2 separate regions of the Homo sapiens genome follow, and region 2 is linked to region 1. Evidence: chromatin loops called from intact Hi-C (ENCODE). Cell type or tissue: gastrocnemius medialis. All regions are shown on one strand.

Region 1 (2,500 bases):
CATTGTTTAGGTCTTTGGATCTGCATATGTCCCTGAGGTAAGTATTCCAGCCATGGGAAACTGAAGCACAGAGAGGTAGTCACCCACCAAAGCTCAGGGCTGGCCTCCAGAGCTTGAACCCTTGCCTGAGCTGGGGTCACCAGCCTGGGTGGGCCACGGAGCGATCATCATTTCTCCATCTGATCGGAAAGTCACCCACCACTCTGTTCTGGGGCCCAGCCCGCCTGGCTCCAGGCAGGCTCGGAGGCCGTGCTCTCCTGGACCTGGTGCATCTGGCTGCAGCCAGCACTGGGCAGGAAAATACCGCTGGAGCAGTGCCAGGTGCAGGACGTCCCCACTACCTGCTTCCTCCTGGGTCTGGAGGGCCACCATGAGCCCACAATCCCGGCCAGGCCCAAGCCGGTGGCTGAAGTGGGCAGCTGTGTCTAGAAGTAAGGCAATGAGGTAGGCGGCTTCCTGGGGCTCTGGGTCTTCCGCTAGGTACTCTTCTAGGCCGTCGAGCAGCAGAAGGGAGGGGGCTGGCCCCGGGGCCTCATGGGCAGAGCACAGGAGCCGGAAAAGCTCTCGGGTTGAGGGTGGGTACTGGAAGCGGATCTTCTAGAAGGAGAAACAGAAGGAAAGGGCCGGATTCAGCACAGGAAGCCAGACTCCTTAAAAGTAACCCTGCCTCCTTGCATACTTTCCTTGGTTCCAGGATGAACCAGTTCAGAGCTGTTAAATATTCTTATATTCGCCCGTTTTTCCAGCACTCATCACTGCCGAGTATTAGTTGAGGGCAAGCCATTTTTGCTTGTTTGTTTTTGGCCAAATCTCTAGCGCAATTTTTCCACGGAAAACCCTCCCCCAGCATTCTCGGTCTGACCCCATCCTTGACACTAACAGGAACCAACTCAGGTCCAGAATGGACCCAAGCTTAGCCCCGCCCCTTGATGGGCCGGACTTCAATCTCTGGGCACCGCCTCTTGCTAACACCGCCCATCATTGGATGGGCTCTCACTTCAATCTTAACTAAGCTCCGCGTGGTGCCACTCCTCACTCCGCCTGCCTGACTCCGCCCCATCGTGGCTGCCCTGGCTCGCTCTTCCACCGTCCTCTCCATTGGCTTGTCTACCTGTTACTCAATATCCCGGATCTACTCCACCATTGGCTAGAACGCCTCTGCTCCCACCCCCACGGTTACCTGGAGTCGCATTGGGTCTAGAGTCGTTCCGGTCCCGCGGGGCATGCTTTGAAGAGGCCTTCGTGTCAGGAAGAGGACTGGGCCTTGGCCCTCCCCCGCCGCCTCTAGGGCCGCAGCAAATAGCAGCGCTGTTTTTCCAGATCCTGGTGTACCGAGCAGCAGCAAAGGCGGTCCGGCGGCAGGCATGTTCTCCTCCCCGGACCAGGCCGCACCGCCCCTGGTTAGCACCCGCCTCAGCGTCTCCGCCATTCGCCGCGTAGCTCTGACCAATCGGTGGCTCGTTCCCAGCCTTAGTCCCGCCCAAGCCGTGGCCGCATCGGTACAGTTCACTTAGTTTCTCTATTGGTCTAGGAATCTGTCCATCAAAACTCGATTCCTCAGGTGAATGGGCAAATGGTTAGAACCTATGCGGAGGAATGGGTGCATTCGAGGGAAATAAGACCCTTCCCTGAGGGAGGCTGCTGGGGGAACCAGCACGAATACTATTATTGTCAGCTAATCAGACAAATATAAGGGTTGAAAGTTGGAGGAGTAGACCAGAATGAGTGACATATTATTTAAAGGCTCCTAGCCTCAGTTTGCCCTGCTGTAAAATGGGGCTTATGATATCTCAGAGGAGTATTGTGATCGGCATGTATTTGTGTGTGGTTTTGCTGATGTCATCCAATGACAACTGAGAGTTTTGGAGAGGGGGATGAGCTGTGTGCTTGTCTTTCTGTGCACCTGAGTATGGGCCGGAGTGTGTGTCTGGGGACACAGGCTCGTGGACAAAACATCAACGGCCATCCCCGAAAGTCTGTGAGATGAAGCCTCTCAACTTACTTCCTCACTGGCTAAGGGGTTCTGTGGGGCCGCCTTTGTGGTACGGGGGGAAGGCAGGACCGCAGGACAAAGAAGGAAGCAGGAGAGATAAAGAGACAGGAGCTGGAAGACTGAAGGAGAGATACAGCAGGGACATTGTCTTGTTCACTTCTGTTCTCCAGTACCGAGAATAGCACCTAGCACATTTGTAGGTTCTCAAATACGTGCTCGTTAAGACAATGAAGGAAGGGAGGTGGGATTGATGAGAAACAGGGAGAAAGGGAGGAACAAAGTGAATGATCGTGATCCCTGGCTGGATCTTCTCACCCAGACTTCGCCCCAGAGCTGCCACTCACGCCTGTGTTGCCCTGGCAACCTTGTCTCCTGGTAACTCCAAAGTGGTGCCGTTGCCTGGAGACCCAGGGGCAGGGAGAAAGTGAGATTTCCTGGGCTTTCTCTCTCCCTCTGGGACCAGAAAACAGCTCCACGACATCCCCCAACACACCCACTCACACAGCT
Region 2 (2,500 bases), 990 kb after region 1:
CCACCCCCCCAAACATTCTTGATTCTGACCACTGCCTTTTGTCCCTATGGCCTTCAGGTCCCCATCGCCTCTGGCTCTAATTCCTGCCCCAGCCTCCTCCTCATTCCCCACTACAAGTCAGCCCCTGAACAGGCAGCAGCCAGAGGGTACCTGTGAACACCCAGGTCAGGGCATGTCCCACCTCTGCTCAAAAGCCTCGCAGGACTCCCCTCCCTGGGAGCAGAAGCCGAAGTCCTCCCTGCAACTGACCAGGCCCCCAGCACCATCTGCCTGTTGCCTCGCTGCCCTGTTGTCCCCAACTCCATGCTGGCCCTTGAGCACTTGAAATTTCTCTTCGTGTGGCTTTGGGTGATGCGCTGAGCCTCAGTGTCCCTGCTCTTAGGGCTAACGTCGTCGCGCTAGTGCCCTCCTCAGGCCGTAGTGAGGGGGACAAGTGAGGTAATGGTTCAGACAACTGGCACCTGGCACTCAGATTCTCTGAACGGGGACCTTGGCACTTGCTGGCCGTCTTCAAAAGTCACAAAATATTTCTGCCACAGGAAAAGTCTTAAAGAAGAGTGCACGGCCAGGCGTGGCTCACACCTGTAATCCCAACACTTTGGGAGACTGAGGCAGGAGGATCACTTGAGCCCAGGAGTTCAAGACCAGCCTGGCTAACATGGTGAAACCCAGTCTGCACTAAAAACACAAAAATTAGCCAGGTATGGTGGCACGTGCCTGTAGTCCCAGCTACTCAGGAAGCTGAGGCAGGAGAACTGCTTGAACCTGAGAGGTGGAGGTTGCAGTGAGCCAGGATCACGCCACTGCGCTCCAACCTGGGTGACAAAGACTTATCTCAAAAACAACAACAACAACAAAAAAAAAAAACAGTGCTGGGCGCAGTGGGGCGCACCTGTAGTTACAGATACTTGGGAGGCTAAGGCAGGAGGATTGCTTGAGCCCGGGAGGTCAAGGCTGCAGTGAGCTAAGATCAAAGTACAATAAATACCCAGGTTCACATCAGTTTAAGACATGAAATACCTCCGATCCAGTAGACTTATGCCTACCTCTCCTGGGGGACATCATCTCTGAGGGGACTGCTTGTCACTCAGACCACAGATCAATGCCACTTCTCTGAGGCCCTCCTTGACCTACTTTAATTCCCCTCATGCTCAGCCACCAAACCTGCCTCACATGCCTTTCTTCACACAGACCTGTGTATTGTCACCTCCCATGTACTGTGGGTGCCACCAGAGCACGGACTTTTTCTTGCAACATACACAGTGCCAGAAAGGGGACCTTCAGGAAACATTTGCAAAAGCATTGGATAAAAACCCCTGGAATGCTGTTGTGCCCAAGCCGATCACCACCAGGGGGCAGGAGTGAGCTGCAAATCTAGTAACTTTCCTTAGTGTTTTGTATGAGTGAGAACGACAGGTAGGAGCTGCAGGGGGACTCCTGGAACCCTGATTGAGCCTCAGACACCTTCCAAGATCTTTTTATTTATTTATTTTTCAGAGACAGGGTTCTCTCCATGTTGTTCAGGCTGGATTTGAACAGAGCTGAAGCAGTCTGCTCGCCTCAGCTTCCCAAAGTGTTGGGACTACAGGCCAGTGTGCCCTGCCGAGTAAAAATTTTAATTTTTGAGCGGGGCGCGGTGGCTTACGCCTGTAATCCCAGCACTTTGGGAGGCCGAGGAGGGCGGGTCACAAGGTCAGGAGTCCGCGACCAGCCTGACCAACATGGTGGAACCCCGTCTGTACAAAAAATACAAAACTTAGCCAGGCGTGGTGGCACGTGCCTGTAATCCCAGCTACTCGGGAAGCTGAGGCAGGAGAATCGCTTGAACCCGGGAGGCAGAGGTTGCAGTGAGCCAAGATCGCGCCACTGCACTCCAGCCTGGACAACAGAGTGAGACTCCGTCTCAAAAATAATAATAATAATAATAATTTTTGTTCATCATACACATTTTGGTGTTAATTTCAGTTTTTCAAAATACTGCATTCCTTGTTATTGAAGATTTTGTTTGTATTTTGTGAGACTGAGTCTCACTCTGTCGCCCAGGCTGGAGTGCAGTCGCATGATCTCGGGCTCACTGCAACCTCTGCCTCCCAGTTTCAAGGGATTCTCCCTCCTCAGCCTCCCAAGTAGCTGGGATTACAGGCGCACTCCACCACACCTGGCTTTTTTTTTTTTTTTTTTTTGAGACAGAGTCTCACTCTGTCGCCCAGGCTGGAGTGCAGTGGCATGATCTCGGCTCACTGCAAGCTCCACCTCCGGGGTTCACGCCATTCTCCTGCCTCAGCCTCCCGAGTAGCTGGGACTACAGGCGCCCGCCACCACACCCGGCTAATTTTTTGTATTTTTAGTAGACACGGGGTTTCACCGTGGTCTCGATCTCCTGATCTCGTGATCTGCCCTCCTCGGCCTCCCAAAGTGCTGGGATTACAGGTGTGAGCCACTGTGCCCGGCCCTTTTTTTTTTTTTTTTTTTTTTTTTTTGTGAGATGGAGTCTTGCTCT

What was found. Peaks named below come from ENCODE experiments on the same cell type or tissue, not always from the same donor. Only the 100,000 strongest peaks of a DNase experiment are listed, where the experiment ranks them.
Region 2: it touches region 1 in a loop (5-fold over the local background); 2 of 110 quality-filtered maps call a loop at or near these places.

What each region holds. Positions count from the first base shown.
Region 1 is chr19:11,373,610-11,376,109 of GRCh38, reverse strand. It overlaps SWSAP1 (SWIM-type zinc finger 7 associated protein 1), which reads right to left and starts at 1,444. Exons shown (of 2, transcript NM_175871.4): 1 at 1,181-1,444; 2 at 1-597. The coding sequence starts at 1,429. The coding sequence ends at 94. RefSeq lists enhancers at 715-764, 785-864, 1,095-1,144, 1,365-1,434 and a silencer at 1,535-1,614. In gastrocnemius medialis, no CTCF peak of the experiment used is centred here; DNase peaks (open chromatin) are centred at 448, 1,019 and 1,459; H3K4me3 peaks cover 2,042 bases; H3K27ac peaks cover 1,959 bases.
Region 2 is chr19:10,387,911-10,390,410 of GRCh38, reverse strand. No RefSeq gene overlaps it. Among named protein-coding and RNA genes, the nearest start is that of TYK2, 8.6 kb to the right of the region's middle. RefSeq lists enhancers at 1,517-1,576, 1,156-1,656. In gastrocnemius medialis, CTCF peaks have their summits at 360 (motif pointing left) and 1,344 (motif pointing right); a DNase peak (open chromatin) is centred at 1,350.